2 separate regions of the Homo sapiens genome follow, and region 1 is linked to region 2. Evidence: chromatin loops called from intact Hi-C (ENCODE). Cell type or tissue: GM12878. All regions are shown on one strand. Links, peaks and the distances in the headings refer to the core of each region. The heading gives the core; the rest is flanking DNA.

What was found. Hi-C counts contacts between places; a loop is a spot of excess contacts. Peaks named below come from ENCODE experiments on the same cell type or tissue, not always from the same donor. Only the 100,000 strongest peaks of a DNase experiment are listed, where the experiment ranks them.
Region 1: it touches region 2 in a loop (6-fold over the local background); 4 of 110 quality-filtered maps call a loop at or near these places.

What each region holds. Positions count from the first base shown.
Region 1 is chrX:115,945,331-115,950,709 of GRCh38, forward strand. The region is part of intron 1 of DANT2 (DXZ4 associated non-coding transcript 2, distal); the gene reads right to left. Among named protein-coding and RNA genes, the nearest start is that of DANT2, 21 kb to the right of the region's middle. In GM12878, for the core only: CTCF peaks have their summits at 2,918 (motif pointing left) and 4,900; DNase peaks (open chromatin) are centred at 2,891 and 4,866.
Region 2 is chrX:115,328,039-115,333,417 of GRCh38, forward strand. No RefSeq gene overlaps it. Among named protein-coding and RNA genes, the nearest start is that of LUZP4, 41 kb to the left of the region's middle. In GM12878, for the core only: a CTCF peak has its summit at 2,697 (motif pointing right); a DNase peak (open chromatin) is centred at 2,703.

The sequences.
Region 1 (5,379 bases), core at 184-5,183, 620 kb after region 2:
GCAGTGAGCCGAGACCGCACTCCAGCCTGGGTGACAGAGCAAGACTCTGCCTAAAAAAAAAATTATATATAGATATATCTGTCTATCTATATATAATGTGATAAATGGTCTAATAGTTGCTCTACAGTACATACACCTCAGATTCACATTTTGCAGACTTCACAAATTCATAGAATTTTACAAATGTATGGGATTCCAGGAATCATTTGACACAATCCCCACACTTGAGCTCATTGTAAACCAAAGCTCGAGAGCAGATAAGGGTGGATCCCATAGTCTCTGACTTCTAGTTTACGCCAACATTTACCAAACCAGAGCAGTTTAAGACTACCTTTGACATGTGGGTTACCAAAGATAGTCCACACTGCATTATAGCATGTGGATTTGTTTGTCTTTTTTAGTATAATTTCTGTACCTACTAAGAACTTTCACATATATCATCCTATCTAGTCCTCCCAGCAATCATGAAAATAATTGTTAAGCCTATTTTGTAGATGATAAACTGAGACCCAAAGAAGTCAACAGATTTGCCTACACTTTACAGATCATATCAGGCAAAGCCAAGTTTTAAACCCATACGATTTGACTTCAGACCTCGCTCTTTCTGCTATGCCACACTGCCTTCACTCTCTGGGAATCAGTCAAGTGTCAATTTGTATTGTTTGAAAATTTTTTCTATATGTTATGATGTTTTGTTTTGTTTATTTATTTATTTATGACAGAGTCTTGCTCTGTCGCCCAGGCTGGGGCGCAGTGGCACGATCTCAGCTCACTGCAACCTCCGCCTCCCGGGTTCAAGCGATTCTCCTGCCTCAGCCCCTCAAGCAGCTGGGACCACAGGCACTTGGCACCACACCCAGCCAATTTTTGCATTTCCAGCAGAGATGGGGTCTCGCCGTGCTGACCAGGCTGGTCCGGAACTCCTGACCTCATGGGATCAGCCCGCCTCGGCCTCCCAAAGTGCCAGGACCACAGGCGTGAGCCACCGCGCCTGGCCAAAACAGACTTTTTGAAAAGGATAAGGAAGAGGATTCAGAAGGATAAAGAGCACTCACCCATAACCCTAGCATCTGGAGATGACCCGGGATCGCAGAGGTATCCTCTTTTTCTGTTCACTCTGTGTGCCCTGCAACAAGATAGCCAACTATCCTTCACTGGATTTTGGGCTGATTGTCAAAGTGATAGCCAAAAGGTGGCAGTGTATATATTCAACCCACCCAGCCAACTGAGAGAGTGCTTTCAGGCTAGGATATCAGCTCTTGGATCAACCGTGATTTCTGAAGAAAGTATAACATTAAAATCAACCCTAATTATTTATTGAAAAATCCCACAAATGTAATTTGAGGCTGTCATAAAGAGGCAGCTTTCCATGAACAGTCCCATATGAAACCAGAGGATACCTCTGACTTCTCTCATTCCTGTGGGGGAATCACAACCATCATGTCTTGGCATCTATCCTCACAGAGCTTCCTTCTTGGTCTGTGTACTTGTGTGGGTATGGAGAAATAAATTTCTTCACAAGTGTGTTTTCTCCATCATGCATAAATAAAATAACAGAGGGGAAATGAAAAGAATCTGGGAGTATGTTGACTCTGCACAGAGATGCAAAGTCCAGTGGAGGTGTTTTGTGAAAGCCACAAATTATAAGAGAGTCTATCACATGTAAGCATCTTGGTGTCAAAGAGAAAGTCAAAGGCAGACATACCTCTGCATTTGCCTTTATTCACACTGGACACTAAAAACATACACACAAGGAAAAATGACACAATTCTCACTGTAGGCAGAGTCAGGAGGATGAATAGAAGGCAGAGGGGAAACTTGGGAGTGTCCATCATGCAGTGTTAAGGGCTACCACTTAATTGGGAGGAATCTCTATCCACAGTGGCATCTCCAAGGTGGTTATGGGAGAAAGGAAGAGAAAAAGAAGAAAACACACATAGATACACAATTAAGGAAGAAAGTAGAGGCATGTGTGTTTGCATGTATACATGCATGTATGAATGCACAAATGAGTGAATGTGGGGGTGCTGCAGGGAGAGAAGACCCACACTTTCATGTAGAGCTTCCTTGAAGGGGCTGCAGAACCAAAGGCCCCCACCATGGTCACCTGCCTGTGTGGAACCACTGGGCCTTCCTTCTGACCCACGGAACCCCAATCTGGAGCACCCAATGGGGGACTGCCTACCTGAGACCCCTGGAGGTAAGCCAAGGCATCATTTCCCCAGTCTTCACAATTTACATGGCCCCTGCCAATTTCTGCTGCTCCCACAATGGCTTACTACTCCCTCTTGGGCCTCCTGAGCCAGTATACTGGATGAGGTTGTTTTGCTGGGCTCCCTTGGGCTTGGCCTGGCTCCATCAGTACAGAAGACAGCCAGTGACTCCATAATAAGAGGGAAAATCTAGGTACTAATTCCACCTCAAGCTATGAGTCAGTACCCCCATGAAAGAATTTTACCCAAGTTTGGTGTGGTGGCTCAATCCTGTAATCCCAGCACTTTGAGAGACTGAGGTGGGAGGATCAGTTGAGCCCAGGAATTTGAGACCAGCCTGGGCAACATAGCAAGACGTGTCTCTAAATATAAAAACAAACAAAAATCTACTCAAGATGATCCTTATAACACTCACAAATGTGCTCAGAAAACTAGGAACCCCTTTATAAAAAATTCAAACTTAAAGCTCATAAGGAGATGATGTAGAAAAACAAGTACATCTATTCTTTTTGATGAATGTTTGCACACAGACATATTTCTCACTGAGGGCCTGAGAAGAAGAAAACCCCTTCTCCCAACAGATTAAGCCCCACTTCCAGTGATTGGATTAGTTTTGGGCCTTCCTTGGCATTTTTTCATCCACAAAGGGTAGAGGGTAAGGTATGACAGGCCAGGTTGATTGGCATTTCTGGAGCAACAGTGCCATCAAGCGGAAGCTCTTTGAGCATGGATTCCAGCCCTTCTCCATGTATCTGGAGGGTAAGGTTTCTTATAGGAGAAAGGGTGGGTTTGGGGCACTCAGAAAATTCTGGGGCTGGATGTGTGCACCTGACTGGGTACCTCCAGAGTCAGTGTGAAAGCAAGGGAGCCAGGCTCACCCACTAAGGAACCCTGGCTTGTCAGGCCTGCCAAGCTCGGGAGGTGGTAGAAGCCAGGTCTCATTGGCTGCCATGTTTAGACACCTGCGATACTGGAGAGCATTCAGACTATGGATCTTTGCTCTTGGTGTAGATGTAAGTTCAGGGGAATAAAGGGGGAACTGCCCTGAAGGTCTCAGGGATGTGGGAAACCTGAGAACCAATGTCCCATCTGGAGGACCCAGACAAAGAAAAAGAGAAGGAAGAACAGCCACATTGCCAGGTGCAGCCCATAAAGAAAATAATTTCCTGATTGCTGGGTACTACAATGAGATAAGAAAGAGTAATTCAAGTGTGGTGCATTTCAAGTTTTTTTTCTGGTTTCTTATCTCTCCCCTCAAAGAAAGGCTGGGTTAAGCGTGCCACAGGATGCCATTCTTTCCATTTTCTCACTAGTGCAGAGAGTGCCAGTACCCACTGGTTATATATCAATTGAGCAGGACATCATCCTACAGAGTGAGTAGAACTGATTCTACATTGAGAATTCATTTCAGTTTGGGAATATTCCAGGATTGCCTGATTTCCTGGTCTCCAGGGGTAACATCCATTTTGGCTCCTCTTGGAAGATACCTAAATCAACACACATGGGGTTGCATGGTCCGTGGGCTTAGCTTTCCCATTGCATTGACTAAGGCTGAAGGAGCATGCTCAGACAACCAATCTCAAAGCTGCGGACCCGTCAGATTTTCTAGGTCTGGATTTGACCTCAGGGCTTGGCAAAGATAAGGCTGGTTGGCCCCCAAATATTCTGCCTACATACACTTAGGAAAATTCACACATGAAAAATAAAGCATAGCAAGCAGAGGATTTCAGCACCCATCTGGTAGGTTTCAAATAAAAAGGGTGAACTGCTGGGCTTTGAGATGTCCTACTTGACCTTTGGGAAAGTGCTGACCGGGAAGCAAATCCCCAGGAAGGCAGGAGCTAAGAAAGGGCACAACCCACCCTACAGGCTTTCCAGAAATGGCCTCTGGAGAGAGGCAGAAACTACAGAAAAAGGCTATGTGCCAATGAGCATGCACCTCCTTCCTAGCAAGGCACGCCTGATTAACAGGGGTTTGGAGGATAGGTGGGGGTGGGTGGATCTGGGCAAAATGGGGAAGAAGAACACTGGGGCTGGGCACACACACACACAAAATGCAGTTGGAAAACAGGAGGCAACTGAACCCAAAAATGAGAGATACATGAAGGGGGTCCTAAACTTTGAGTCTCAGCGACCACAGCAAGCACACATGGAGACTTCAAAAGGCAGGGGTTAAAGGAAAGTAACTTCCACTCTTGCGGATTGCCTAAATGTCCCCGACTCTTGGAAAAGTCAATCTGTAAAAAAGAAGTCTGCAAAGGCAGCCAACTAAATGCATGTTCCTTGTGGGAGGTAGAACCTGCAACACGGAGGACAGGTCTCTGCTACGGTGGCAGCAACCGTAAGACTTGGTACTGCAGGCAGCAAAGAGGGAGGAAGAACAATGGCCACAGGCTTTGTGAAAAGTCCTGAGCTGCTAGTCCCACCCATATCATGGCCACCACCAGGCTCCCAAGCCATGGCTTCCTGTATGAGAAATGCCAGGCATCCTGGCTGGCCAACTTATACTGGCACCTATATCTGAAGCTTCCATAGCCCCACTTCATTCAGGCCTCCAGGGAGCTCGGATTCCTGCAGGCAAAGGCCACAGTCCTGCCTGGTCCCCCACAGCATCCCAAGCCACTCCTCCTCAGGCAAGTACAGGGAAGGGTGCACAGGATTGCCAAGCGAGTTCCTCTTGATGGCAGTATTGCTCCAGAAATGCCCACCTGCCCTTCCCCCAGGTCCACTCCCTCCACCCTTTGCAGAGGAAAAAACACCAACCGTGCTCCGAACACAACCAATCACCATCTCGGCCACTTTAGGCCAGCTCTGGCCCACCTGCAGGGCCCTGTCCTTGGCAGATGGGACTCGGCGGGATCCTTCTACTAGCCTGCCTTCATGACAAACCAGAAAGCGGTCCCCTTGGACCACTCTGGGGATGGACCCAACCTAACCGCATCCCTAACGATACCCTTAGGATGGGAGGATGCTGGAACCCACAGGGAAGAGAAGGAGACTGGGCACACAGTAGGATCCCAGCCCTGGCCCTGCCCCCCGGGACACATTGGCACTTGGGCATTCTCATGGGTCACTGCAAGGCCAGCTTGACCAAGAGGTCAAAGGCGACTGGCGTCCCACTGACCGCTGGGGGTTTGGCCTCAAACTTCAGGTGAACCTACAATTC
Region 2 (5,379 bases), core at 236-5,235:
TGTGAACAGAACAAAGAAACAGGCTGACTGAACTTTCCATTTTTGCCTCATTTGGCACCAATCATAGCATGAATTTTCTGTGTGTGGTCTTCAAACCAGCATTCTCAGCCTCACCTGGGAACCTGCAAATTCTCAGGCTTCACCTCAGACCTATTGAATCAAAACCTCTGGGTGTGGGTCCCAGAAATCTGTGTTTTAACAAACCCTCCAGAAAATTTTGATGTATACTAAAATTTGAGATTATGCGGGATCTTACTTCTTAGTGGTAGTTAAAACTCCTGCCCAAGATCAGGTGAAATTATAGTGCTTACCCCTTGTCTCCATCTCTCCATCCATCAGTCTTTCTGCTTCTTACTTTTTAATGTGCCAAACTCCCTCCCTCTCTCCTGTCTACTATATCCCCACTCTAATACTCTATCCAATAATAATAGTGGATGTTGGGTGACCCTCTGCTTGGCTGGATCATTACCACTCTATCAGTGTAGCCATCTTCGTCTGATCTTAGGGTTCCTAGAGATAGGGCCTATGATGTACTAACAGATTACACTGTATTTATTGGTTCGGGAAAAGGGAATCATGGTACAACCAGAAGTGGCAGAGTTGGGAGATCTCTCTCAAGTCCCAGAGCTCATACTCTTAACCTTAAAAGCACTCACGCCTTTGCTTCATCATTGGTCTCTTTCTGGGATGTTCTTTCCCGCCTTTGCTGACTGTGGATCCTGCCCATCCTTCAAGATGGAGCTCTGTTATGTTAAATGGATTTAAGTGGGGGAAAATAAAGTTTGTACATGGTTTGGCCCTGTTGTGGTTTGATCTCTGGCTGTGCTCTCCTATTTTATTTCCTTCCTGTTTTTATCTCCCACACACCTTCCCAGCCACACCAGCTTCCTTACTATGCCACTAATACAGTAAGCATGCTCCTGCCTCAGAGCATTTGCACTTCCCTTTCCTCTTAGAACACTTTTCACACCTAGGGCAGAGGTCCCCAACCTTTTTGGCACTAAAGATAGGTTTTGTGGAAGACAATTTTATCATGGATTGGGTGTGGGCAGGGGGGATGGTTTCGGGATGATTCAAGTGCATTACATTTATTGTGCACGTTATTTATATTATTATTACATTGTAATATATAATGAATATACTGAATGAATATAATGAATGTAATATATAATGAAATATACAATTTAATGTAGAATCAGTGGGAGCCCTGAACTTGTTTTCCTGCAACGAGACGGTCCCATCTGGATGGAGGTGATGGGAGACAATGACAGATCATCAAGCATTAGATTCTCACAAGGATTTTGCAACCTAGATCCCTTGCATGCACAGTTCACAATAGGGTTCACGCTCCTATGAGAATCTAATGCTGCCACTGATCTGACAGGAGGTGGAGCTCAGGCGGTAATGCCAGTGATGGGGAGCAGCTGTAAATACAGATGAAGCTCAGCCTCCTCTCACCTCCTGCTGTGCGACCTGGACAGATACCGGTCTGTGGCCTGGGGGTTGGGGACCCCTGCCCTATGGGACTCTTCCCCTACACATTTACATGGCTTTCTCCTTCTGGTCATTCAGAATGCTGCTCAAATGTTACTTATTACACTACCTCAGAGGGGCCTTTCATGACCACCCTATCTGAAGTAGCTCTGTAATCATTTTATTTCCTTTTGTTATGCCTTATTTTTCTTCATAGCATTTCTCATGATTTAACCTTTAATTATGTCTTTATTTGTTTATTGTTGCTCTTGACCCCGAATGCAAGCTCTGTGAGGACAGGGACTTTCTAGATTTTTTCCTTTGTTATTTTATCTCTAGTGCCTAACGAAGTACTTGGTATATATAAGGTGCTCAAGAAATATTTTTGGATGAAAGTCAGAGTTATGAAAAAAATTGATTTTTTTTTTTCTCTGAGACAGAGGCTTGCCCGTCACCCAGGCTGGAGTGCAATGGCGCAATCTCGGTTCACTGCAACCTCTGCCTCCCTGGTTCAGACGATTCTCCTGCCCCAGCTTCCCGAGTAGCTGAGATTACAGGCGCCCACCACCACGCCCGGCTAATTTTTGTATTTTTAGTAGAGACGGGGTTTCACCATATTGGCCAGGCTGGTCTCGAACTCCTGACCTCGTGATCCGCCCACCTCGGCCTCCCAAAGTGCTGGGGTTACAGGCGTGAGCCACTGCGCCCGGCAAAAAATTGAATTTTTAATGACACTCGGGATATTGCAAAGAATGCAATAAGCAAAGATTGGAAAAAATGCACCAAAATGCATTAGAATTTAAGAACTGTAGGAAATTTGTATTTCCCCACATGTACTTTAACATATTTTATAAATTCCTGAAATAATCATATTTTACTTATATTAGAAAAAATAAACACATTTGTGGGTAAAATAAAAAGCATTTAAGTTGCTTTTTGATTTGTACATCTCATGCTTTTTTTTTTCTTTAAGAGATGGCGGGGGGAGGGGGAGGTGGGCGGGGGGGTCTCACTGTGTTGCCCAGCTGGTCCGGAACTCTTGCCTCAGGTAATCCTCCCACATAGGCCTCCCAAAGTGTTGGGATTACAGGCGTGGCCACCGTGTCCGGCCCTACATCTTACGCCTTTAGTCCTGCGGGTTTTTTTGTTAGTTTGTTTTCTGCCACGGGTCTGGCGGAAAGATTTCCCTACTCCAGCTCACTGCTGCCTGTCAACCACCAGATGGCAGCATTCAACTTCCAAAAACTGGCCTTTCGTTAACTTCTCACAAACCGCAGTAAAATAAAGGAAAAAAGAAAACTCTTATGGTTAAACAAATTGTGGAGTTTTGGGCTACTTCAGAAAATAGATATTCGTTTGAAGGTGGAAAATATTTTATCCTTAAACCAGTTTCTCAATTTAATTCGGACAGTTGATCTTCAGGGTATTCAAACAACTAATCCTGAAAGTCTACTAGTAAAGAGGAGTTATGGCATAATTTTGCATTTCTCAGAACCACACCTGGCAGCTGTGGTAGTCAAGACCAGCCTTCTTTGGAAACGTTTTGGCATCTGCGCGAAAAGCGTAACTTTAAGACCTCTGAACAATTCTTCTCCCATCGCCACAGCTATAACTAATGCTCCCCCAAATCACTTTCCTTTACCAGATAAGTAACCAGGGAACTTTAAACGCCTGTTCGCTTTTTAAATTCAAATATCCCTCAGGGAATTTGAATTGTTATAGGTTTTTGTGTTTTGTTTTGTTTTTGAGACAAGGTCTTGCTCTGTCCCCCAGGCTGGAGTGCAGTGGCATGATCTCGGCTCACTGCAACCTCCACCTCCCGGGTTCAAGCGATTCTTGTGCCTCAGCCTCCCAAGTAGCTGGGACTACAGGCTCGTGCCACAGCACGAGGCTAATTTTTGCATTTTTAGTAGAGACGAGGTTTCACCATGCTGGCCAGGCTGGTCTTGAACTCCTGACCTCAGTGGATCTGCCCACCTTGGCCTCCCAAAGTGCTGGGATTACAGGCGTAAGCCACCGTGTCTGGCCATGAGTTGTCATAGAATTTTAGTGTCGTAAATCGTAATAAAATATAGTTTTATTTTGATTTTAAGGAAATAAATCTGGGACTAAGGGCTTAAACAACTTTCCCATGATTAGATAGCTACTTAGTGGCAGAGCTAAATGAAACAAGGCCTAGGTCTCCTACCTTCAGCCCACTGTAGGCTTTATGTTTATTTAGGTTCTGCTATTATATATATCATACTGCTTTTTTTTATGAATATATACCTTGCAATAGTACGCTGTCTGGGGCTCGCTTTAAAATATTTTAGAAATCAATCACCCATTCAGCAAAATATATAAATTATGTATAATTTATAAATAAATATTAGCTGGGCATGATGAGGCAGCCGCAGTCCCAGGTACTCGGGAGGCTGAGATGGGAGGATTGCTTGAGCCAGGGAGGCAGAGGCTGCAGTGAGCCGAGATCATGCCACTGCACTACAGCCTGAGTTATGGAGTGACACCCTGCCTCAAAAAAAAAAAAAAAAAAGAAAAAGAAAAAAACAAGAAATTTATAAATAAATAATATACAGTATATGAAATTATATAATAAATATAATAAAGTTTTTTTAAGAGTATATCTTATTGAGATACCAAGGAAGGAACATTAAAAAAGATGGAATGGAAAATGGAGAGGTTGAGGATGAGGACAAATTTCTTCCAGTTACTTCTTCATCTACTGGTGATGCTTGACTGAATCAGCTGTGTGATCTTAGGGAAGTCATTTCCCCTCTATAAGCTTGTTTCTTCATCTGGTAAGTGAGGTCTTTAGGAACGATGGCCCTAAAGGTACCTGGAAGCAATATGCATCTCAGCTCCCTACGAAAACCCCCAAATATTTAAATTCCTCTTTGGATTTTCTGAAAGGGATGGCAAAAGAAGCCTCAGATCAGGTAGAGCCCCATGGTTCTGACTAAATCATTTCTGACAGCTAGGCAGTTCCACGGCCCCACAGTTCCTCAGAATGCTCCAAAGCCACCAGTTCTGAACTGGGACTGAAGTCTTTAGGAAGCAGCCATACTTAGTGTTGCAGTTTCCCCATAGCTTAAGGGTACCCAAGGAACATGGCTATGTACCACTCCCATGGCTCCCCGAGGCTTCCATTTAAATGTAAGAACACAGACTGAGGTGGACCAAAGTTTAAATCCCACCTCTGCCACTTCCTAGACGTGTATGATCTTAGTTATTTCTAGTTCTCAATCTCCCCATAAATAAAACTGTTGGGAAAATTCAGTATTCAATAAAGGTGAGTAAGAAGGTAGATAGAGAGGTAGACAGAGAGGTGATAGGATAATATATTTGAGATATTGAATTTTTGCCCTCCAGGAGTTCGCCCCCTTCCCATTCAAAGTGCTAGTCATTTCGGTACTCATTTTCTCAGTGGTGGCATGTGACTATCATAAGGCATAAACAGTAAGATCTTTCTGACTTAAGAGGGCAAAATCTTCAGGCAGTGGTGTGCTGGAGCCGGTTCCAACTGGCTCCTTGAGCTAAAATTAACCATTTTAAAGTAAACAACTCAGTGGCGCACATCTTGTTCCAAAACATTTCCATCAATCACTACAAAATAAAACCCCACACCAATTAAGAAGTTACTCCCCATTCATCCTCCTTTCAGGCTCTGGTAACAACCATTCTACTTTTCATTTCTCTGGATCTTCCTATTCTGGATATTTCATATAAGTGGAATCGTGTGCCCTTTTGTTCCTGACTTCTTTCACCTAGTGTGACGTTTCTAAAGTTCATCCACTTTGTAGCATGTATCAGTACTTCATTCCTTTTTACGGCTGAATAATGTTCCATTGTATGAATATACCACTTTTGTTTGTCCATTCATTAATTGATGGACATTTGGACTGTTTC